Regions from separate parts of the Homo sapiens genome. Here region 1 is linked to region 2. Evidence: chromatin loops called from intact Hi-C (ENCODE). Cell type or tissue: CD4-positive, alpha-beta T cell. All regions are shown on one strand. Links, peaks and the distances in the headings refer to the core of each region. The heading gives the core; the rest is flanking DNA. Region 1 holds the start of AMOT (angiomotin). Region 2 holds the start of ALG13 (ALG13 UDP-N-acetylglucosaminyltransferase subunit).

What was found. A loop is a pair of places that touch in the nucleus more often than their neighbours do. Peaks named below come from ENCODE experiments on the same cell type or tissue, not always from the same donor. Only the 100,000 strongest peaks of a DNase experiment are listed, where the experiment ranks them.
Region 1: a loop joins it to region 2, with 5 times the contacts of the local background. A loop is called at or near these places in 5 of 110 quality-filtered maps.

Annotation. Positions count from the first base shown.
Region 1 is chrX:112,835,791-112,848,026 of GRCh38, forward strand. It overlaps AMOT (angiomotin), which reads right to left and starts at 5,041. Exons shown (of 14, transcript NM_001113490.2): 1 at 4,662-5,041. It overlaps LOC107985651 (a long non-coding RNA gene), which reads left to right and starts at 5,936. Exons shown (of 3, transcript XR_001755993.2): 1 at 5,936-6,078; 2 at 8,469-8,615; 3 at 11,177-11,289. RefSeq lists a silencer at 5,547-5,886. In CD4-positive, alpha-beta T cell, for the core only: no CTCF peak of the experiment used is centred there; DNase peaks (open chromatin) are centred at 5,101 and 5,791; H3K4me3 peaks cover 2,092 bases; H3K27ac peaks cover 454 bases.
Region 2 is chrX:111,673,444-111,685,679 of GRCh38, forward strand. It overlaps ALG13 (ALG13 UDP-N-acetylglucosaminyltransferase subunit), which reads left to right and starts at 7,727. Exons shown (of 27, transcript NM_001099922.3): 1 at 7,727-7,856; 2 at 8,689-8,851; 3 at 11,522-11,660. The coding sequence starts at 7,776. RefSeq lists enhancers at 7,395-8,114, 7,794-7,983, 8,054-8,103, 8,124-8,183. In CD4-positive, alpha-beta T cell, for the core only: CTCF peaks have their summits at 7,690 (motif pointing left) and 7,898; DNase peaks (open chromatin) are centred at 7,738 and 8,178; H3K4me3 peaks cover 1,671 bases; H3K27ac peaks cover 1,707 bases.

The sequences.
Region 1 (12,236 bases), core at 1,541-9,540, 1.2 Mb after region 2:
TCAGGCTGGTCTTGAACTCCTGACCTTAGGTGATCCGCCCGCCTCTGCCTCCCAAATCGCTGGGATTACAGGTGTGAGCTACCATGCCTGGCTAATCCATCAAATCTTAGAGATCACATGTATACCACACCTTTGTTATCAAAGGAAAATTAAAGAACTATGAAATTTGACTACATGGTGAAGACCTCAGATGAAGAACCCATTATGTGTGGGCCATTCTGCTGCTGCACTTCTTGTCTTTTATTTAACTGTCTAAAATCCTTAGTTTCTTTGCTATCTTTTAGTCTAATTTAAACATATTATTTTCCATGCTACAAAACAAGTATATTTGTGCTTTCCTGCTTCTCCTTTCTCATTCTGGAGATTTCATATTCCACTCAAATTTATACTCACTTGATGGGATTTCACCATACAGTGACTTAAAAATCATTGCCAATGATTTACACAAAGTAAACAGTGGACCCTAGTTTTGTTGTTGTTGTTGTTAACAAGAATGGGGGAGGGATAACAGGAGGTCAAAGGAATTAAATTAACAGCCTTGCTAGATACATGAACAACTCCTGAATCACAGAGAGTGTTTAGGGATTACTTATTATATCCATTAGCCTCTCCTGGCATTTGAGAAACAAAATATATGGGAGTCTTCATGTGTCCTCGGTCAGATTCTGACTTAGTTCCTCCACATGGGTTCACAAAGTTAAGTCTTGGGTGGGCTCTTATTGAAAAGCAACATTGTATATATCTGTGGCTCCAATTATCTAAAACTCATGTTAGTACAGGAACCAGGACTTGAAAGGAACTAGAAAAAATGAAAGCAGGTGATCTCTTAGGATGATGGAATTCTTGAAGTTTTGGACAGAGTCTTAGCTTCTTAATTTTGGGTTGTTAAAATGTAAAACATAATGCATCTATATTCATATATCCTTACAGGATCTTTTTTTCTTTAACATGATGACTAGATGATTGAATTTCTAACAACTGTTGCACTTCATTCTAGTAGCAATCATTCACATTCATACTAGATATTGAGGCCTAGAAAGAAAACCATAAACGTATAAGAACTGGCTCTCAAAATTACCCTGTCCAAACCCATAATTTACAGTGGAAAAAAAAAAACTTAACAGAGGTAGTAAACCGAGTTACAGTTGGGCCTAGAGCCCAGGTCCTTCTCACCAATAGGCTCACTAGGAAATCTTATTGCAGATTCTTAGGTTAAAGTGGCATCAGTCGCCATTATTTACTAGAAATAACTTTCTGGATCCCTGGGTTAGTCAAATACAGTAGCTGGAAATAAAACATTTTACCTATATGGGGTGGATAGTCTCATCCTTAGAATTGTTCAAAATCTATAAAGTCTGATTTATTTTCAAAAAGTAATACTAGCTTTCTTCTGCAAGCAGTTGTAGGCCAGAGCTAACGTGGCCAGCATTATTACAAGCCAGAATGATTTAGACAATTAACTAACTCCATTCCATATAACAAAAAGATTTCAAAGGCCAAATAATGGCCTCACTTAATTTAAGCGATAATCATTACAAATTCTTATGTATTCCTTTATGCAATAAATATGCTTCCGAGAAGGCCCAGTTAGAGTGAATTTTTATATATCAAGTCATAGTTTAAAGGCACTAACTAGGAAAGCTAGTACTTACAAAGAAAACCTGTTGTGGATTCTTTTATAAAGCAAATGACCTCCTATTTTCTTTCTTTCTTTTTCTTTTTCTTTTTTTTTGTTCAGATTGTGTGTGTTGTGTGTGGAAGGGGCGACTTCCCTCCTTTCTCTGGGTTAAAAGGGGTCAGAAGCCCACCATGGAGGAGAGTAATGCAGTATGGCCAGCCTGTTTAATACCCCCTTAGTTCCTGGGACAAAATTCTAACCTTTGACTTGGGGGTGGAACCCTAGAATTTGGACCAAAGTCCACAAAAGGCAGCAAGGAGGGAAAAGTAAGTAAGACTAAAGACAACACATCATAGTAAAACACCAACAAAAATTCCTGGGGACAGGAAATCAATGGATCACAATTCTAAACAAATTGGTTTAGTCCCCAGCTAATTAACTTGTCAAGCAGATCACTAAACCTACTGAATCCATGGGAGAAAGAGATGATGTAATAGGAGATTTGGAAACATTTACCCATTTACCATCCTAAAAGGCTCCAGTACGACCACACACACCTCTCCCCACCCCTTTCAGTGTTTAAGCTGGGCTTAATGGGTGCAAAGGACAATTTCTACCAGACAGTCCCCAAGAATAGACTGTTCTCATGCATTCCAAATGCTCAGTCTCCATGGAGGAGGCTACCTGGTCACAAGCATTTCCCAAGAGGGAATATATCCTCTATTCCTCCTCATTGGTAACAACTCCCCCACTCCACCCCCACGCCCCAAACAAAACAAAACAACTTCTAACCATCCTGAGAACTTCAGGGGACTTTTCTGGGGTAAAGGAAAAGAAGCGTTAAGAGGGGAACAGGAAAGTGTGAGAAACCCCTCTTGTCTCCAAATGGAAAAAAAGGCCTTAAAAAGCTGGATCAAAGGAAGAAAGGGGGATGGGGAAGAAGGGCCGCTTAATTACAAAGACACCCTTTTAAAGAAGGCGCAGGCCCTGGGAGAGGGCTCTTGGGAGAGGCACAGAAGCAGATGTACCCACTTAGAATTCTGGCACTCAATGGGACCTCAAGGTCATAGTATCCATCCCCCTGCCTTCTGATTAGGCTATTCTTAAAGCATTCTAGAGTCTGATGCAGTCTTTACAAAACCTCAGAAAGAAAAAGCAACTCTACAAATGTCCTTGTTGGGAATTAGTCTAATAAATCAAACTTCATAAACCAGAAATGAAATTTTAATTTCCAAATCCAAAACTGCATTGACTATGAATTATTAAAATTCCCTTTCTAAAATCTTTTAAATAGGTAAACAGATCCACAAATTTCATGTAAAAGTGACTCCACATACAATTGTGGTCAGAGGTTTACTTCACATCTAGACTGTGAAGGTAGAAAAAGCACTTACAATTTTACAAAGCCACGAACTTTTCCAAGGAAAGAAGTAATTTAAAATGAAGTATGATGTAGTGCCAGAAAGTGTCTGTCAATGACGCCGGATAAACCCATACAGAATAGTTGGAACCTTAGTTATCATCTGTAAATAGAGGCAACTACTCTACAACCACCTGGCTGTTAAAATGTCCCAGGCCAGTTATAAAATGTAGTTTGGTCAGGCCAGCTTTTCCCTCCCAGCTGATCTGAAACAGGATAGCCTTTAAAATTGTCGCCCTTCTCTACCTTCCTACTTTCCTTTCACTCATTAAAATCAACCAAAGTTATTTTAAAATGTATGTTAATAATGTGTTCCCAAATAAGCAATGGGTTAAGGACATCTCAGTAATAAGTCTTTGAACACCATCACTTACAGGCTTGACGCACTTGTCCAATTGAAGATAGGTGGGAGATGGATGAAAATGTATACCACATCCAAAATGGCATTTCAAACTATTCTTAGCTACTAAATGAGGGTGCTGAAAGGTCTAACTGAGAAGGCTTCACAAAGGCTGGCCTGAGAAAGAACTTTTCACAAAGCCTAGCTCAAGGAGACTTAAATATCCTTAGCCCTTCATCATTGAAGATTATGGTGACTAATTATCTTCTTCTCTGAATGGGAGAAGAGGGTTATATTCATAAAAGTTTTAAACTGCCTCCCAACGTCCACTCTTCATGGCGGGGAGGGAGGAGAACTTCATGCACTAAACATCCCAGGTTGTTGAAAAGTTCGTTCTAAAACATACACTAGAGATTGAAAATGCTGTTTCTCACCAACTTTCTCTTTCCTTGCTCATTTAATTCTACTTAGTCCCTTTATGCAAATTATTATATTATTATTAGTGGCAATCTACCAGGAACTGCTCACAGTCTATTAAAGACTGTTATTTTCCCTCCCCCTTTTCTTTCTCTTCATTTTCACAAACCCATGAAGCCCATCTTACTGTTGAAGCACCAATGTGCAGTGGCCCAGGCTTGGACCCTCAAGACACCCTCAAGATCCCCCAAAACTATTTACTAACATCTTTGGATCTTCTAAAGCAGATAGGGGCAACTCCCTCCTCACCACCACTATCACTACCACCACAAGCACTACCACCACCACCACACATCTCAAAGAGTAGCCTTGTTTTAGATTACACAGACTTTAAAACTTCAAGAATTCACGGTCCTACCCCTCCTGCTCCCGCCTCAGGGAGTGTGAGTCCCCACCCCAAGCCTAAGCACTTAGCAGAAACCTATCTAGTTATCTGAGATAAGCACTGACATGCATGCTGGGCTAAATGTAGATTTCAGCTTCCCTCGGGTCTTTAGCTCCTCAATGTGATTAATTACCTAGAGACCCACAAGAACCCCAGGAGGTAAAGAAGTAAAAGTACCATCTAGTAGTGGTACCCACTAGCATCTCCTCACCGAAGTAGGACGGGAAAGCAGCGCACACTCTAACCGATTTAACTTGCTGCACATCCAAAAAAACTCATGGCGAGCTGCAAAGAAAGTAGAACACACGGGCATTCCCACACGCGCCTAGATCGATTCACTCACGCCGAGGGCACGACCAAGTTCATGCCACCATGGATTCCTGCCCCAGTTCCCCGCGAAAAGTAACCACGCGTCTCCTACCCCTGAAGGCAAAGAAGACAAGGTGACGACTCTCTGCTCGCTCAAGTGGCTTCGGTCCCGGGCCAGCGGCCAGGGATGGGCAGGGGGGAAGCCCCAACTCCCGGCTGCTCCCCTCCTCGCTGCTCCGTCCGGGCTCTCCTTGGTGGCAGCGGACAGGCAGGATACCGGGCCAGAGGGTGGAGCAGCGGATAGCCGGAGGCGAGACTGACTGGAGGTGGTGGTAGTTGAGGGGGAGGCGGAGAGAACTAAGAGAAGAGGAGGCGAAAGAGAGCGGAGATGGAGGAGTAATTCAGGGGGTCTACCAGTTTAGGCAGCCAGAAAGCTCCTCGGAAGGAAGGGGCGTGACTGCCAAGGCAGCTCCTGGGCAAAGGATGGGAGGTAGGGGAGGGGGACGAACGGGTGGCTTTTCTTCTTGCGGTGAGCGGCTAGGACCGCCCCGGAGCAGGGCGGCGGGAGGGGTGGACGAGGGAGGAAGGCGGAGTAGAGGGCGGGGAAAGAAGGGCGGGAGCCTGCCTGGACCCTGGAAGTGAGGAGTGAGGGGAGCGCGGAAGAGAGGCGGGGCCGGGGGGCGTGGAAGTTTCAAACAATTGAACCGCGGGGTCCGGGAGCTCGGGCGAAAGCAAGGGACCCTCGCTCTCGCCTTCCCACTAGAGGGGCACGACTCGGTTGCCGTAGCCGTGAGAGTCTGCGCGGGGACTGGCTGGGAAGAAGGAAAGGGTTTTGCAAAAGACTACAATAATAATCTGCGGCAACAGCGCGGCATAGACGCGTGGGAGAGCCAGTGCAGCTCCCCGCCCCACTGCGGGAGGAAGAAAAACAAATAATAGAAATGCTGAAAAGCAGCTTCCACCAAAGCCTGCTTAAAATAATGCAGGAAGGAGAAGCGCTCCTTCGTTTTCCTTCCCCTCTTGCTTCCTATTACCAGCAGGCCCCCACCCAGGTCACAGCTCTGCGAGACACCCTCCTTTCTTCCTCCGCTCCCCCGCCCCGGGCGCTTGCCCCCCTCCCGTTGGCGGGCCGCAGAAGCTGAGGGGCGAGGGAGGAGGGGTCGCGGGCGGCGCTCCGCGGAGGCTCCGCCCCTGGGCGGGCTGGGAGCGCCGGCCTGGGCGGAGCGCGTCCCTGAAGCGTAAGTCCCGCCCACCATTCTTTTGCAGCTACCGGTTGGCCCAGCCTGGCCTAGTATACGCTTGCGATTGGGCCCTGGAGTCGCCAGTCTGATCCCTTTGTCCCACCCGCCCTCAAAATTAATAAAACTAAACAAGAGGCTATTGTGTAGTTCTATGTTCTACCCCAGCTACTGCTGGCAAGAGAAAGATGAGACGCTTTATTTCTCAGTCTCATAAAAGAGTGCAACAGTGTGTCGGCCGACTCTGGTACGCCTTTATGTTTATGGCACTGTCCAGCTTTCTGCGAATAGGTAACTTTTCTTCCCCCTTAGTTTATTAAATCAGGAGGGGGGAAAGTACATGAAGTGTCATTGTGGTGTTCTGCTGACTGTGAAAAAAGCTGACATTGGTTAAAAACGAGAGGGTTGAGAACAGCATCCTGGGACACGGAAAATCTACCATTTTACATCTAGAAAAACGAAGGCACAAAGAAACAGTGTCAGGGTAGCAAAATAACATGGAATTTGGAACCAAAGGAAGAATTCATTTGGGGCCCTGGCACTTACTAGCTAATTGTATGACTTCTGTTAAGTGGCTTAACTTCTCAGCCTTAATTTTTCTACCTGTAAGTAAATGCTGTAAGACATGCCCTATTAACTTAAAGGCACTGGTATGAAAATAAAATGTGTGTGAAAACTATAAAGCACTCCACACATGTATGTGTTCCTACTTGTGTGTGAAACATAATGGAGAGTCTTAGATGTGTTAGAGGATCAATATTTTGCTCATCTGTTTTAAGCATTTACATCCAAGGTCGTGTAGGTTTTGTGGCTTTATTTTAAAAAGTCAACTCTTTTCCTACAATTTTGGGGGTGGATATGAAGTTGACTCCCTGCAGTTAGAATAATAAATTACCCCTTTTCTAAGCAGGGTGGGTGAGATTTCTTTTTTAAAGTTCTACAATTTCATGACAACTTAAAGCTATTGTGGTTCTGGTACTGAAAGAGGAAATCATGCTGTGTATCTCCGAAGTGAACTTAAGAAAACAAATATGAAGGAACATTTACCATGGAAACCACCATTCTCTACAGATCCATATTTCCTAGAAAACATTTCAAGTAGGAAGCAAGCCTAAATGTAAACGCCTTGACAGCGCAAGGCCATTATAATGGCTCATGCCAATGAAAGAGTGACATCCAATTCAAGCCTGCCTAATGGGAGCCATCTGGGGGGCCATGGATCAAGGCATGCAAGAGGAAGTGTGCTTAAAGGAAACACTATCACACAGTAAACAGGGGCTCAGAATCCAACTCTGCAGGAAAAGTAGTGGACTATTGCATGTCATGGAGTGTGCAGCATGCTCTGCTAGGAGCTGTGGAAAGATTCAGAAGCAGGAGTGTGCACAAAATGATTCTCGTTATGATTCTGTTTATGTATGAAGTGAGGTTATTTGGGTGATTTTTCATGGAGAAAGTGAGTTTTTGAATGTTCAAAATATGGAGACACCTGGTTTGTGAAGCAAGGAAAGGTTATTTCAGCCTTGTTATTTGGAGTGGACAGGAGAGCTAGATGTGGGGGGGCGGGTATATGCTGCAGGACTACTACCAATCACAGAGGCAAAAGGATATTTGTTAAAATCAATGCTGTCCAAGTGAAAAAAGTTAAACATGCACATGGAAGAATTCAGATAAAACGGTACTGGGCTGGGCACGGTGGCTCACACCTGTAATCCCAGCACTTTGGGAGGCTGAGGCGGGTGGATCACTTGAGATCAGGTGTTCAAGACCAGCCTGATCAATATGGTGAAACCCCTTCTCTACTAAAAATACAAAAATTAGCTGCACGTGGTGGCATGCGCCTGTAGTAGCAGGTACTCGGGAGGCTGAGACAGGATAATTACTTGAACCTGGGAGGCGGAGGTTGCAGTGAGCTGAGATCAGCCACTGAGCTCCAGCTACTCGGGAGGCTGAGACAGGATAATTACTTGAACCTGGGAGGCGGAGGTTGCAGTGAGCTGAGATCGGCCACTGCGCTCCAGCCTGGGTGACAGAGCGAGACTCCGTCAAAAAAAAACCAAAAAACACCAAACAAAAAGGTACTGAAAGACTACAGTGAAAAGTTCTTCTCCACCACTCTGCTCCCATAGTCCCATTCTCTTTATGACTGTATGTCATCTTCCAAATAGATTATTTGCATATTCAAGCATGAGTGCATATTCCCTTTTTGTTCCTTACAAGTGGGATCATTAATCAAGGCACACCTTGCATTTGTTTACTCAACAATGTATTTGAAATATTCTTCCATCTCAGGATAACTATGTTTACCTTATTTATTTTATTATAACTCAATATTCTATTGCATAGCTGTGCCAAAATTCCTTTACTCATCCCCTTATTAAATGGGGATTTGGGAGACAGACACGGTGGTGGCACACGCCTATAGTTCCAACTACTAGGGAGGTTGAGGGAGGAGAATCCCTTGAGGCCAGGAGTTCAAGGTCAGCCTGGTCAACATAGCAAGACTCTATCTCTAAAAAAAATGGAAGCAAATTTGGGCTATTTCCCATCTTTTGCTACTACGGAAGATGCTATTTAAAAAAATCCTGGTAACAAAGGCCTGGTGGCTCATTTGTAGTATGCCTGCCCCTAGCCTTGAAGTTGCCTTCAAAACACTTTTCTAACATGCTTTCCTTTCCCCACAGCGACTTATACTGTGGAGCAATGGAATTGGAGCAATGGAAACCTCTAAAACACTTAATTCGTTTAACATCCGCTCCTCAAACCCTGCTTGGGCATTACTCTTCTCCAAATTTTGATGGAGTAGAGTTAGCAGAACTCTGAACTTAATGGTGAGTCAGGCTGTGTGTGAGTCATTTCTTAACCTGTGGCAAACAGCTTTTTGGTACTTCTGTTTAACCCAGGTCTTCCAAGCCTTCTATCCTGCCATGCAAGACTTCTTTGTTTTCACCCTGAAAACCTTTCAGTTTGTTTAAACCGAGTTTGGATTTAAAGCTGTGCATTGCCTGCACTACTTAAAAGAGAGGGGGAGGGGGAGGCCAACATCAACAAACATCGATTGAGCCGCTATTATAGACAAGACTGAAAAAACAAAGAGGCATGAGACTTAGCTCCTGCCTTCAAGGATATAAACATAAAAAGACAACTAACAAGCATGTGCTAAGTGCCAAATGAATGGTATTGACAGTAAAAGCTGTGGAAGTTAAGAGCAGAGAGTGAAAACTAGTTCCAGAGAGTTAGTTTATACAGCACACTGTGCCACACACATTTAACTAATCCCCACAGCATCCCTGTGTCTTCATATCCTGACTATAAAGTATAGAAAGCCCTCTGGGGGAGACCAGGAGAATTAACCACTAGCTGTAAAACACCTGTGTAAAGACACTGGGTTGCCTAGATACTACACATTAAAAACCTCCATATAACGATATGGAAAAAAGGAGGATCATTTTAAGCTCAGAAGTCAAGATTCCACATCCCAAACTACCTGTCCTATTTGGCCTTTATTTTTTTTTCTTAAAATACACCTTTATTGCACAATAAAAATCAATATCTGTGCTGTACAAAATAAAATCCATTAAAAAAATCAAATGTCTACCTTGAAAACATTACACAAAATGAAATAAGCCAGATACAAAAGGACAAATATTGTATGATTCCACTTACATGAGGGATCTAGAATGGATAAATTCATAGAGATAGAAAGTAGAGTAGTGGTGATCAGGGGCTGGAGGAAGAGGGAGTGGGAAGTTAGTGTTTAATAGTACAATTTCTGTTTGGGATGATGAAAAGGTTTGGAACTAGATAATGGTGATAGTTGTATAATATTTTGAATGTACTTAAAGCCACTGAATTGTACACTTAAAAATTGTTAAAATGGTAAATTTTGTTACGTATCTCTTACCACACACACACACACACACACAAACACACATGCACACACACAAAAGCTAATAACCCTTAGGCTTAGTGTCAGGAGACAATGCCAGTGATAGGGGTTGCAAGAAGGCAGAACCCATGTGAAAGGGGCAGCCTGATCACCACTACAGGGAAATGCAGGCCAATGTGACCACAGCTTCTGATTTTTCAAGAGAAACCAGAAGTCAAATGTTTTTAATATAAAATCTCCAGTGTTTCATGTTGCCAACTAATAAATGTCTTAATTAAAAAATCTTCCCTTTGTGTGCAATATTTTTGTCCAACGTACAGGAAAAGTAGGAAGGAGTGTATAGCTTATGGTCTATTCCCAATCCCTGGCCAGATTCTTCTTGAAGGAAAGATGATAAAACCATAGTGCTTTGCATTGAATGGCATTCTCCCCCACTTACCAAGTGAACCAGGAATATGGAATGTGCACATCTTCCTCTAGTTGCCTAGTGAACAACTAAATGATTTAAATGCATTTATGAACAAAAGCAGAGGCAAGCACGTATACGAGAAAAAATAAATCTTAAAGATTTATGTCTCTATACATAACTGTCCCCCTTAATTCCTCCAAAGACAAACGTTGAGAAACAGCCTTCTCCAGGACACCTCCAAAAGTCAGCCTCCTATTTATTCATAAGGACACACTAGCCCTGTACATGCAGAAGCCAGCTGATCAGAAAATAGCAGGTTTATCTGAACAGGAAAGGAACAAAGGGACACATATGCAATACACGACTTCAGTTAAATGCTCTTCCTTCTGGATTCCCTCCCTCCCCCCTTCCACCCTTCCCAACCACACACACACACACACACACAGCATGCACACACAGTCCAGACACAGGAAGTTTGAAGCCCGATCCATGTGTGGAAAACAGCAATGTGGGAATTCAGGAAACAACACCAGAACTGTGCTCCAAGGCCAAGACCTGCTCCAGCATTTGGGAGCCAAGTTGCTCCTGGGGTATTTGTGGGCCCCAGCATTTTGGAAGTAAATCGGCTGTAGAAAAATAAAGCTGCCTACAAGTCTATTCCCCAAACACCTCCTAAGGTCTTGTTTGAGTAACCTGGGCTCGCCTCTTTATGATTTATGCAGGGCTTCACTTCAGCTTAACTAAATACCATATCTCCTTCAGCAGCTTGAGTTTCTGGAAAGGCCCAGACTGTCCATACTTCTCAGTAGGGTTTATTTGCAAATTCCTAGGTTAGCCGGAGCAAGAGGGAAGCAGGGAGGCTGAGGAACGTACATCAGTCTGTACCCTGAAAGGTGGTGGGCTGAGAGGGAAAATATAATTTAGTCAATGGTAAAAAACAAACCTCTGAAAGCAAGTCAGAGGAAAATCAAATTCCTGAGCCAGTAAACACGTTAAATGTACAGAGTTAGCAGGATTTAGAGGAAGTTCATCCTCTGACATTACCCTTTGCAAATAAACTCTTGATTGATTCAGAGCTCTCTCTGTTTCTGTAGTTGCCAGAGTGTCTGAGAGTTGTTATCCCAGTTGGAGGAGAAGAAGGCTGTGACTGCAGTAGAGATTTATCTTCTCTGGCTCGCTGCCCCACTTTAGGAACTCCAGGGAGAAGGTAGGTCAATGCCATTCCAGTGTGATTTAAGGCAGGCCCACCTTGCAGGCCCAAATCAGCCTTCTCTTCAGGTCTGCCACTGTCCTGTGAAATTCACACAGGAAAGACCCTTGTTAAAGTGCAAATATTAACCTGGGAAGGGTTAAATAGTAAGCCATCCTTGGTGTGCTCTGTGGAAGGGGTATAGACTTTTGGAGTCACCCAAGCCTAGATTCAAGTCACAGCTCCACTACTTACCAATGAGGCAGATTCCTTAACCAGCCTGAACTGCCATTCCCTCATCTGTAAAATAGGGATAATAATTTTTCCACCATAAGGGTTTCTTTGATAATTAAATGAAATAACACATTTAGAGGTCCTATCATGATGTCTGGCATATAGTAGTCCCTTAACACAGTTTATTTCTTCATGCCCCTCCATTCATTCTTCTTAGGGCATTCAAGGGTGTAGGACAGTGGGTTTGCTTGGTGGCTTATAGAGCTTAAAAGCACCTAGCTGTAAGGCCCTCGCAATCACTCTTCTCTACTAAATCTGCTCCACAGGGCAGTGCGAGGCTAAGCTATGGGCTTCCGCACCAAAAGGACTTAGTTTCATAGTCTTCATTCTATTGCTCACTAGCTATGTGACTTCAGGCAAATTTTGAGTATCAGTTTCCTCATTTGTAAAATGACAGCATCTATGTCAGAGGATGGTTGTAAAGGTAAAATGACAGTTGTATACAAATATTAGCTGATATTATTACTTGTAATATTTTGTACAATGGACTGACCAAAGTTTACTTTTTTCTACCAGCAGTTTCTGATTTAAACCAGGGAATGGTTTTTTTTTTTTTTTGGACAGAGTTTCACTCTTGTTGCCCAAACTGGAGTGCAATAATGCAATCTCGGCTCACTGCAACCTCCACTTCCCAGGTTCAAGCAATTCTCCTGCCTTAGCCTCCCGAGTAC
Region 2 (12,236 bases), core at 4,017-12,016:
CAGCTGCATCAGCAAGATGATTGCCCTTACTGTCTTCAGAGTTTTCAGGGGAGTATCCTTGGATCTTGATAATAGCAAGAGATAATAGAGCCTGAATAGCTTTTAGAAGTGTCAAAACAAAAATCTTTATTTTTAATAGGTTGTCTGGAGGAGGTCAAAAAACCTCATTGTTTCCAGGGCATACGAAATTATGTGCAACACCAAAGACGAATCTACCATCTGTATAAAATGTTAGTTGTTTTGCCTCCAGCCAGCAAACAGGCTCATGTGAAGGCATGCAATTCTGCTTGTTAAGCTGACCAGACCGTGGGAAGGGGGTCCTATTCAATAGTCTCTGCTGGGGAAACTATGGCGTATCTTGCGAGGTAAGAGCCAGCAGGGCTCTTGAGAGAAGACCCATCAGTGTACTAGACAAAGTCCAGATTGGGCAGAGGCATTTCCTTTGGGTATATGCTGGGTAAAAGGAGGGTATCTGTAAAACTGACACAGTCACAGGATGTCTTCCACTGGAGATGATAAAAGGGTTTTAATAGATTGCAGTGGGCAATGGCTAAATTGGGAGAAAAAGAAAATAGTATCTCATAGGTCAATCGGCTGGCTGAAAGATGTTGGGTATGATGAAAAGTGAGGAGGCTTTCAATGGAATGAGGGGCATACATAGTGAGAGGGGACTGTATGACTATTTTTTAGTGGCCTTTATAAGCATAGAAGTAATAGCAACAGTTCTCAGATAGGGGGGCAATACTTGTGCCACAGGGTACTGCTATTGGCTATAATAGCCAGTCAGTTGATCGTTGCCCTCAAGGGGCTAAGGCAAACCCCCTAATGTGTTACCCTCTCCTTCATGCACAAAAAGGGAAAATCATAATAATTTGGATGTCATAGGTAGGGGTAGTGGACAATTGAGTTTTTTAAACTTGGAAAGCTTGTTCACCATCAGTAATCCAGACAAGGAAATGGGGAAAAGAGGCTTTAGGTAAGGAATATAAGGGTTGTACCATCAGAGAGAAATTAGGTTCCATATTCTGCAATAATCCACAGGCCCTAAAAATACTCTGAGCTGCCTTTTTGTAGCAAGTAAGGGGAAGAAAAAGATAACTTGAATGTGAGAGGGATCAAGGCTTAGCCTTGAGGAAGTTAATACATATCCAAGGAATTTAATTGAATCTTGACCAAATTGTAATTTTTCTTTAGAGACATTATGACATTTATTGAGGGTCAGTTGGCAGAAAAAAAATGAAGAGTGTCAGCAGGGTAAGTGTTTTGAGAGGGAGAACATAAAAGCATATCATCAATATATTGTAAAAGGGTTGAACCTTATAAAAAGGTTATCTTTTTCAGGTCTGCTCAAAGAATCTGGAAAAAATAGATAGGGCTCTCAGTATATCCCTGAGGAAGCACTGTCCATGTATACTGTTGGCCTCTCCACATGAAGGTGAAAAGAAACTTTCAGGTAAACAGGGATGCTGAAAAAGGCAATGCAGAGGTCAAGAGTAGAGACATATTGGGTGTCAGAAGGCATATTATGTAAGAGTGTAGGTGGATCAGGCACAATGGGGTGTCAAGAATAACAATATTGGTTACGGCTCTAAGTTGTTGAACAAACCTCCATCCTCTCCTGTTATGTTTCTGCACGAGTAAAATTGAGGTATTGCATGGGCTAGCACAGGGGACAATGAGTCCCTCAGAAATAAAATAATCAATGATCGGTTCCATGCCTGCTAATGCCTCAGAATTGAGGGGGTATTGTTTCACATTTAGAAGAGAATTGTTAGGATCTATCTGAATGAAAATAGGTGGTGCTGAGTGAAAAAGACAGATATTGGTATTCGTTTTTGCCCATAGGGTCTCAGATAATTCCCTTAAGGTAGGTTATTCAGAAATGGCTGGACAGACAGGGGCTCACAAGGGAAACACATAAGTGAGGTCTTAGACTGGGCGCAGTGGTTCATGCCTGTAATCCTAGCACATTGGGAGGCCAAGGGGGGAGGATCGCTTGAGCCCAGGAGTTTAAGACCAGCCTGGGCAACATAGCGAGACCTCTTCTCTATATGTAAAAAAATTAGCCAGCTGTAGTGGCGCCCACCTGTGATCCCAGCTACTCAGGAGGATGAGGTAGGAGAATCACTTGAGCTTAGGAAGTCAAGGATGCAGTGAGCCACGATTGTGCCACTGCACTCCAGCCTGTGTGAAAGAGCAAGTCCACCTTATTTAAAAAAAAAAAAAAGTAGAGGTCTCAGGTGAGCTTATTCTTAAAATAACACATTTCCCTTATGGGTAAAAGATGTTGGCTTGACTCTTTTCAAGGAAGGCCCTTGCTAATAAATGTATGGGAAGAGAGGGGAGGAGAAAGCTATGGTATCCAATGATGGGCCCTATCTGATAAGGAATTGGATTTCACCTGACTATCATTGGCTGGCTGGGGATCCCTACCATTTGGGTGGTTTGACTACTCTAGGGAAGGCGATCTGAAAAAAAGAGTTGGAGTTTAGCACTGAGAGTGTGGCACCAGTATCTATCCACGCCTGGACCAATTTGTTATTTATTTGCAAACCAACCTTCTTCAGCTGGTTCACAGAAGGAAGAAGATTGCCTTTATCTCCCTGAAGCACCCCAATCTTGTAATGAAGAAAAAGCTTGCATTTTTCTTAGCTTTATCTGGGTTCTTCTGAAGCCATCATTTGTATATTTCATAATCTCTTTTGTAGTGATAAAAGCCCTTGCGAAAGAAATAGATCCTGTTTCCCAGACTCTTGAGAACATTTTGGTTCTGTGATTGTTTTTTAAATTGCTGAATATGTAGGGCCATGAACGTGGTGGTCTTTTCCTGATAATCAAGTGTCTTATTTATTCTTTCTTTGTCTCTTTACAAAGTTTTAGAGAGATAGTTTGCCAAGGAGGCAATTTCGTGGGGTTTCTTAAAGGTCCAATTGAGGTAATGTTGTTTGACTAAGGCATTAAGAGTTCAGTTAAGCCCTGAAAGAAAACTAGAATCAAAAAGATTAATGGTATCCTCTGTTAAGTCCTTGACACCAGAATTTTGCTGGAAAGATTTTTTTTTTATTTTTATTTTTTCAGACAGAGTTGCTCTGTTGCCCAGGCTGGAGTGCAGTGGTGCCATCTCAGCTCACTGCTACCTCCGCCTCCTGGGCTCAAGTGATGCTCGTGCCTCAGCCTCCTCAGTAGCTGGGACTACAGACATGCACAACCATGCCCAGCTAATTTTTGTATTTTTAGTAGAGACAGGGTTTCGCCATGTTGGCCAGGCTGGTCTCGAACTCCTGACCTCAAGTGATCCTCCTGCCTCAGCCTCCTAAAGTGCTGAGATTACAGGTGTGAGTCACCACACCCAGCTTGGAAAGCCTTTTTGAACCAGTCAAAATAATCTAAGCAGACTCATCTTTTTTTTGAGTGAATCGTTGAATGGCTTTCCAATTAATTTGCCAGAGAAAAAGCACTGGAATGACCTTTAACAAATCACAGGTTATTTTCTTTGCTTTTGTTATGGCCATGTCCCTTTTGAAATGGCAGTCCTCTGGAGGTTTTATCCATTTAGTTAGGCATATACATGTTTGAGCCACAAAAATGACCCCCAGCATGTGAATTAATTGATAGATTTTGGTGAGTCTGGGCTAGTATGCGCTTACGATTAAATGAAAGTGGCATTCAAATTCAAGGAAGTCAGTTTTAGGACAATCGCCAAGAGTTCAGATTTAGACTAAGGAATGTAAGAAATGGTTTGACCTCCCTCTACATTTTCACTTATTTTAAATGGGGCAATAAGAGGAGTTGAGGGGTTATGGGTAGTGTGCCTGGGATAGACAGTGAGGAGAAAAAAGGAGGTTCAGAAAGTGAAGAAGGTAGTGGCAGAGGAGAATAAAGTAGAGGTAGTGCAGAGGGAGTGAAAGGAAGAGGAACAAAGGGTTTGAGTCCTTCTTGGGAACAGAATCTGGGCTAGGAGGATTTTCAAGTTTTTGGAGGCACTGAGTTCGGAATTAGTTTCTCTCAAGAAGGCAGTCTGAAATTCTTGATTCCATTTGGAGTTTTCATAGTACCTATTAAGGAAAGCCTTATATTGTCTTTGAGAGGCCTAGATTCGTCTTTGTTCTAATTGCAGGCATAAATAAATTTGATTAGGGATACAGAAAGCTCCCCAATGTAGCCAAAGAAGTTTTAAATCCAAAAGTTTCATCCAGAGCCTTAAATAGGCACAAGAATTTTCTCCATAGGTTTTTAAATATAAAAGTCATCAGTGCACCATAAGGTGGCTGGTTGGAGACCATTACCTTAGAACATGGGTTACCCATGGCACTATAACAAAGGCATCCCTTTGAGTACAACAGAAACATGAGTGTCCCCACAAAACTTGAAATGTGAGCATACTCCACCAAGCACAAGTACATTGCAAAATGCAAAAGTACTCCACGAAGTGTGAGTGTACCCCACAGGGCCCATAGAGGCAAGTGAACATGCTCCCTGGAGAAAACAAAGTCTCGGAGACCTCAGCCTAAGAGCCCGAGATCTGCAGATGGGGGAACACAGCCTCCAATGTAAACTAAGTGCTCCGAAGAACAAAGAGTGGGTCTGGCTTAAATAGGGAAAGTTCTCCTCCCAGCCCTTAATCAAGTTTGTGTATGCAAATAAACAACTCAAAAGTAGTCCCCATTAGTTGAAAACAGCTGAGTCCTGATTGGGTAGTTTCCAAGTCCCAACCAGAAGTCTCTGTTGGATGTCACTTTCAGAAAGGCAGCTGGTGAGTTTTCCTGCCATTGTGCATGCTACTCTTCAAAAGGACAACTGCCTAAGCTACAAGATTTAAAGGAAACATCCTGTAGAAATAGGCCCAAGGGTCTTCTCAGGCTATGTTCTAGGCCCAATTTACCTCCAATCCTTTTCCTCCTTAAAATAATTTCTTCTCACAGCCTCTCTTCTGTATATATCCAGGCAGGGCAAAGCACAAATATGAGCTAAGGTGATATTTTAAATAGGGAATACACAAAACATTAGAAGGAGATAGAGTGAGCAATTATCTTAACAATGGTTATGATGGTGGTAGGAGAAAAAAGGAGAGTTTTGAGAAATAACCTCTCCTATATGTGCCTGCCTAAGTGTAATTTATCTGTGGTACTTTATCGTCCTAATGTGTAATGTTATATTTAAATGGTTCACTGGAATAATTCAATAGATTGTAGATCAATGCTTCAGGCTTTATCACCTCTATTTTACAAGTCATGCTTGCTAATGGAGGTTAACTGTTTGCAGCTTCCAGGGGACCCTAGAGGGCCCTGGTTTTCTGAGAACCACAGTTGGTAGAAGAGCCCAAGTTGGAGCGATTTTTTTTTTTTTTGAGACAGAATCTTGCTCTGTTGCCCAGGCTAGAGTGCAGTGACACAATCTCAGCTCACTGCAACCTCCGCCTCCCAGGTACAAGTGATTCTCCTGCCTCAGCCTCCCAAGTAGCTGGGATTACAGGTGCCCGCCACCGTGCCTGGCTAATTTTTGTATTTTTAGTAGAGATGGGGTTTCACCATGCTGGCCAGGCTGGCCTCAAGCTCCTGACCTTGTGATCCACCCACCTCGGCCTCCCAAAGTGCTGTGATTGCAGGCGTGAGCCACCGTGCCCAGCCAGTTAGAGTGATTTTCTAAAAGCCACTTTTGATGCACCTGTAGTCCCAGCTACTTGGGAGGTGGAGGCGGAGGCGGGAGTGCTCTCGGACCAAACTGAGGGTGGGGCTGCTATTTCTCGTGACCTAATAACAAGATGCAGATAAACTGTGGAGGAAGAGAGTTTTTATTTCTGTAACTGTTTACAGGGAAAAGGCCTGGATATTATCACGAAACCAACTCAAAATCACGATGTTTTCCAGAGCTTATATACCTTCTAAGCTATATGTCTACATGTAAGTGTGCATTCATCTAAAGACATAAGTGATTAACTTCTTTTAATCTATAAATAAGGTCTGAATCTTGAAGATCTTCCTCTGGAGCCTCAGTAAATTTACTTAATCTAAATGGGTCCGGCAAGGTGCGGTGGCTCACGCCTGTAATCCCAGCACTTTGGGAGGCCAAGGTGGGTGGATCATGAGGTCAGGAGTTCGAGACCATCCTGGCTAACATGGTGAAACCCCGTCGCTACTAAAAATACAACAAATTAGCCGGGCGTGGTGGTGGGTGCCTGTATTCCCAGCTACTTGAGAGGCTGAGGCAGGAGAATGGCGTGAACCCGGAAGGCAGAGCTTGCAGTGAGCCGAGATTGTGTCACTGCACTCCAGCCTGGGTGACAGAGCGAGACTCCGTCTCAAAAAAAAAAAAAAAAAATCTAAATGAGTCCAGGTGCTGGCGTGATTACCCTTATCTTGTCTCCTGCTAAATCACAGAGGTTTGGGGAGTTCCTTCGGACTCCCAACAAACTTGTTTGTGGAGGCCTGGGGAGTTTCTTCAGACCCACAATAAAACTTGTTTAATCCTAAATGGGTAATGTTAAGACTTCCTTTGTTATTTTGTCATGCTTTAGGGCCCAGGAAAGGCCTAGGCAAAACTCTTGGTGGGCTTTAGTTACATTCCAGCCTTTGTATAAGGGCACTGGCTTTTTTTAGCTTTTAATATTAACTTCACCACTCAGTACTGAAACAGTTGTTATGGAGGCCTCCGTTAGTGAGACGTGGCCTGCCACAGGAGGACTGCTTGAGCCCAGGAGTTAGAATCAAGCCTGGGCAACAGAGCAAGACCCCATACCTTATAAGATGCCTTTTATTTTTAGTTTTTTTATTTTTTCGAGACGGGGTCTCACTGTCGTCCAGGCTGCAGTGCAGTGGTGTGATCATGGCTCACTGCAGCCTCAGCCTTCTGACTAGCTAGGAACACAGGTGGGTGCTCCCACCCCCGGCTAATTAAATTTTTTTTGTTTGTTTGAGACAGGGTCTCATTCTGTGTCACCCAGGCTGGAGTGCAATGGCAGGATCTTGGGCTCACTGAAACCTCTGTCTCCTGGGCTCAAGCAATTGTCGTGCCTCACCCTCCTGAGTAGCTGGGATTACAGGAGCCTGCCACCACGCCCGGCTAATTTTTGTATTTTTAGGAGAGACAGGATTTCACCATGTTGCCCAGGCTGGTCTGGAACTTCTGACCTCAATAATATACCTGCCTTGGCCTCCCAAAGTGCTGGGATTACATACTTGAGCGATGGCACCTGGCCTAAAAAATAATATTTTTAGAGACAAGGGTTTTGCTATGTTGCCCAGGCTAGTCTTAACTCCTGGGCTCAAGTGATTCTTCCCAGTAGCTTGGGATTACAGCCACTGTGCCTGGTAAGGCACTTTTATTTTTCATATCCCCTTAGCCAACTCGAAGTAAAACCATCTCTCAAATGTATCTTGACAAAACCTGGCAGCAAACAAAAAAATCTCAAACTTGTCTGTCATTAAAAGATTGTGGTACCCACGCAACGACACCAACTCAATGCTTAGGGTATGATGTTTTTTTTTTTTACCCATCAGTTTTGAAAAAGTTAATTACATTTGGCAATTCCCCATTCCCTTATAGTGAGGGGTCTCAAGAGCTGGCTCCTACACATAAAGGGCTTAGAACAGTGGCTGGTACCTAGGCCACCAATAGTCTTTTGCCCCACCCAACCGGTGACACAGCCCGGGGCCCCGCCGCCCCCTGGCGGCCATTACGGATTTCCGCCTCCCTCACAGAAGGCAGTCACTGCAACGTGCGTGGCCTCAGTTGCGTCATATCCGGCCCTTGCGATCAGGGCTTGAGGAACCCGCGCCATGAAGTGCGTGTTTGTTACCGTAGGGACCACCAGCTTTGACGACCTCATTGCGTGTGTGTCGGCGCCCGACAGTCTGCAAGTGAGTGAGGGAGGCGAGCAGGCGGCGGCTTGGCTCGCCACCCGCCATCTCCGGCCATACTGCCAGCCGCGTTAGCCTTGCCTGACCGTCGCGCTCGGAAAGAAACCCCCGCAACTCTACCACAGGTGCCGCTGCCCCTTAGCTGGCTTCTGCCCACGCCCGGCGGGGCCCTTCTCCGGCTACCCGGCCACTCGGGGTTGCCTGTTTCCTCTTCCCATTATTCCGGCCGCTCCTCTCCCTCATTTCTTCAGCTCCTTTTCCGGTCTGCCCCCGCGCTCTATTCTCCGCCTCCGCGTCCTCCGCCCCTCCTTCCAACGGCTCCGCCCCTCCGAGCTCGGGTTTTCCACCGGGCTCGGCAGTTTTTCCTCAGGCCCCCCTGTGGACCGCACGTCGGCGCCGGCGTCTGAGCCAGCCGAGCTCGCCTCAGAGCCCGGCTCCTTCCCCTCAGCACTTGGCCGGAGCCCGCGCGGTTCCTCTCCTCAGCGCGCGTCGTCCCCTCAGGGCTCCCGGTTCTCGCAGTTGATCAAGTGAGGCAGAACGGGTAGTGCCTGGGTTCCCCCCGAGTTTGCGACTCCTTTTCCAAAGTCTTTTCCTGCTGTGGCTTTCGCGGGACTCTGCGAGCTGGGTCGCTTAGATTCATGAGTGCTTGGGAGGTTCCTCGTCGGGCCCCGGACCAGAAAATAGTTTTGAAAACTAAGTGAAATCGGCCACAGATAGGCTTTTTGGCGGCCGTGCTCCGATGTTAACGTCAAACTTTAGTAGTGGTGGTGGTTCCTGCTCTGTTTTACATAGCCAGTTTAAAAGGCCCTCACATTCTGATTTCCTCTTTCAGAAAATCGAGAGCCTTGGTTACAACCGACTTATCCTGCAAATTGGTAGAGGAACGGTGGTACCTGAACCCTTCAGTACTGAGTCGTTTACTCTGGATGTTTACAGGTACAAGGATTCCTTGAAAGAAGACATTCAGAAAGCAGATCTTGTTATTAGTCACGCAGGTAAAGGTGCCTAAGAATCTCAGGGTTGGGTCTTTTAATTTTAATTTTTTTTAAGTTCTGGGGTATTCTGGGGGTACATGTGCAGGATGTGCGGGCTTGTTACAAAGGTAAACGTGTGCCATGCATCACCTAGGTATTAAGCCCAGCATCCATTAGCTTTTTATCCTGATGCTCTCCCTCCAATAAGGAACTGACACTTGAACCTTTTCGAGGTAAAATAAAATCGCTAGCTGAACTCACTGTAGCCCTTTTTGAATACACAACTTATTTGAATATGACAATTGAGAACTTTACTGGAGAGAACTTAGTATTTTGGGGTGAGAGAAGAATGGGAAATTAACCACTGTAGTCCACCTTTACAATAAAAAACCCTAAACACAGAGGAGCAAAATAATTTACCCGGGGAAGTGTAATAAATTGTCAACTTGACATTAGTACTTGGGCTTAGATCTAAAGGAGTGTTCTGCCTGCTGATTGGTTGGATTGGTCATGGAGAAATTGGAATTGTAAGATTGTTTACATTTCTGTTGAATGTGAGTGAAATGAATCCAGTCAAAAATAATAACAGCTACATACTGTGTAAATTGTTTCCTCTTCAGAGGACCGCCCTGATGGTCTAGTTAATTAGACTTCTAGTGCATTCAGAAGAACTGCTTTTGGGGAGCAATGCAGTTTTGACTGTTGTGAAGAAAGGTGTTTCGTTTTTTCCTTTCTTTTTTTTTTTTAAAGTCTAGTTTGAGGAGAGAAAAGTCTTTAGAAATAGACATTACCAACAGATTCGTGATTAAAAATGTATCTCCTAGGAGGTAACAGAGCCTTTGGCACTGCTCTGAATGCTTTGTGTATATTAACTTTACTTTTTTAAACAATCCTGTGAACTAAGTACTGTTAGTATCTCCATTTTACACATGAGGAAACTGAGACACAAGAGTGGTTAAGTAATTTGTCCAGCCGGGAAGTGGTGGACAGATAACAATCTGGTGCTGGAGTTTATGTTCTTTTTTTCTTTTCTTTTCCTTTCCTTTCTTTCTATTTTTTTTTTTTTTTTTTTCTGGGACGGAGTTTCACTCTGTCACCCAGGCTGGAATGCAGTGATGCTATCTCGGCTCACTGCAACCTCCACCTCCCGGGTTCAAGCGATTCTCCTGTCTCAGCCTCCCCAGTAGCTGAGATTACAGGTGCACACTACCACGCCCCGGCTAATTTTTTTTTTCTTTGTATTTTAGTAGAGACGGGGTTTCACCGTGTTGCCCAGGCTGGTCTCAAACTCCTGAGCTCAGGCAATCCACCTGCCTCGGCCTCTCAAAGTGCTAGGATTACAGGCATGATCCACTGCACCCCTCCGGAGTTAATGTTGTTAACTAACCACCCTAGCATAAGATACCCAAAAAGGACTTATCTACTCACTTATCAATCTCCTTGCTCTCATTTAAAATAGTTAGATGATTTTACATTTCAAAATTGAATTGATCCTAATATTCTATATTTGCATATTCATGGAGATCTATCCTTGACTATTTCTGGGATAGCACCTCACATGTAAACCCATAAGAAGTGGTCAGGGTTTTTCATTATTGATGCCTGTCTGTCTCTATTGTAGGCTTGCTTTTCTACTTGGGGTTGAATAGAAATGAAGTATAGTTTCACATACAGTATGTCAAACCTGGATCTTATTTGGATTCAAGGCCATGCCCAAAGCATACTCCAGATGGCCCATCGTACAATGGTTTCACTTAGAGTTTTTCAACTTTATGGTGGTGTGAAAGCAATACGCATACACATTCAGTAGAAACCGCTCTTCGAGTACCCATATAACCATTCTGTTTTACACTTGGAGTATTTAATAAATGGCATGAGATAGTCAACACTTTATCATAAAATAGGTTTTGTGTTAGATGATTTTGCCCAACCACAGGCTAATGTAAGTGTGTTCTGAGCATGTTTAAGGTAGGCTAGGCTAAGCTGTGATGTGTGGTGGGTTAGGTGTATTAAATGCATTTTCTATTTAGAATATTTTCAACTGCTTTTTTTTTTCCTTTTTTTTTGAGGTGAGTTCTCACTCTGTCACCCAAGACAGGGTGCAGTGGTGCAATCATAGCTCACTTCAAGCTCCAACTCTTGGGCTCAAGCAGTCCTTCCGCCTCAGGCTCCCCAGTAGCTGGGACCACAACCACCATGCCTTATTGTTTTTGTTTTTATTTTGATTTTTTAGTAGAGACAAGGTCTCTCTATGTTGCAGAGAGTGGTCTTGAACTCCTGGGCTCAAGCGATCCTCCCACCTCAGCCTCCCAAAGCGTTGGGATTGTAGGCATAAGCCACTGCACCTAGCCTGTTTTCAACTTATGATGGGGTTATACCCCGTCACAAGGCTATACCCCATCGTAAGTTGAGGGTCATTGGTACTAGAGAGCAAGTAGCATAGCACTGAATCATAGGCCATAATGTCATCATCAGTGATAAAGTAATGTATTTTTCAAATAAAGTTTCTAGCACTTTTTATTAGAGAGCAACTGATAACTATACTCTTGTCATTTTGAATGTATAATTGAAAGACCTAGTTTGTAGTTCTGTCAACTTAAGTTTTTTAACTTTTGATTTCTAGCTATAAAGCTTCGTGGGGACCTTAACTTATTTCAAATTGTGTTGAACAAATTTGATTTATATTTGTAGGTGCAGGAAGCTGTTTGGAGACTCTGGAAAAAGGAAAGCCACTCGTAGTGGTTATAAACGAAAAGTTGATGAACAATCATCAGCTGGAACTGGCAAAGCAGCTACACAAAGAGGGTCATCTCTTCTATTGTACCTGCAGGTATGCTAGAGACTGATTATTATTATCTCTTGCCTTAATTCGTCCCTTGCACTTCCTCTTATCCACCTACCTAACCCATCTGTCTCTTCTGCCTCTTACCTTCTCCCAGTTACCAAACCTTTTGATTTTCTCAGCTGTAAAATCCTCCCATTTGTTTGTCTCCCATTTTGCAATCTCTGTGTTGTATTTCTATGTGTATCTGTGGCTGTTTCTTTGCATATGTGAATATCTGAGAGAGTGTGTGTATGTGTGTTTATTTAGGCGTGCATGTCTCCAAGACACTAATTTTGGAGTTCTAAATTTTGAGTTCATTATTTAGATTTTCATTATTCAAGGAAGACAATTTGCTCATTTTAGTTAAAAGTTTTGCCTATAGTAAATCCACTAAAATCCCTAAATTATATTTACTCTTTCATTTATTCAGTTACACCCAATATATAAAAGGCACTGTTTTAGGTGCTGTGGATACAGTAGTAAACATGAGATAAAGTCCCTGTTCTTATGGTGCTTACATTCTAGTGGTGGAAAATTGATAATAAGTTCACAAATAAATGATCAAGGTATTTCATGTGGTGA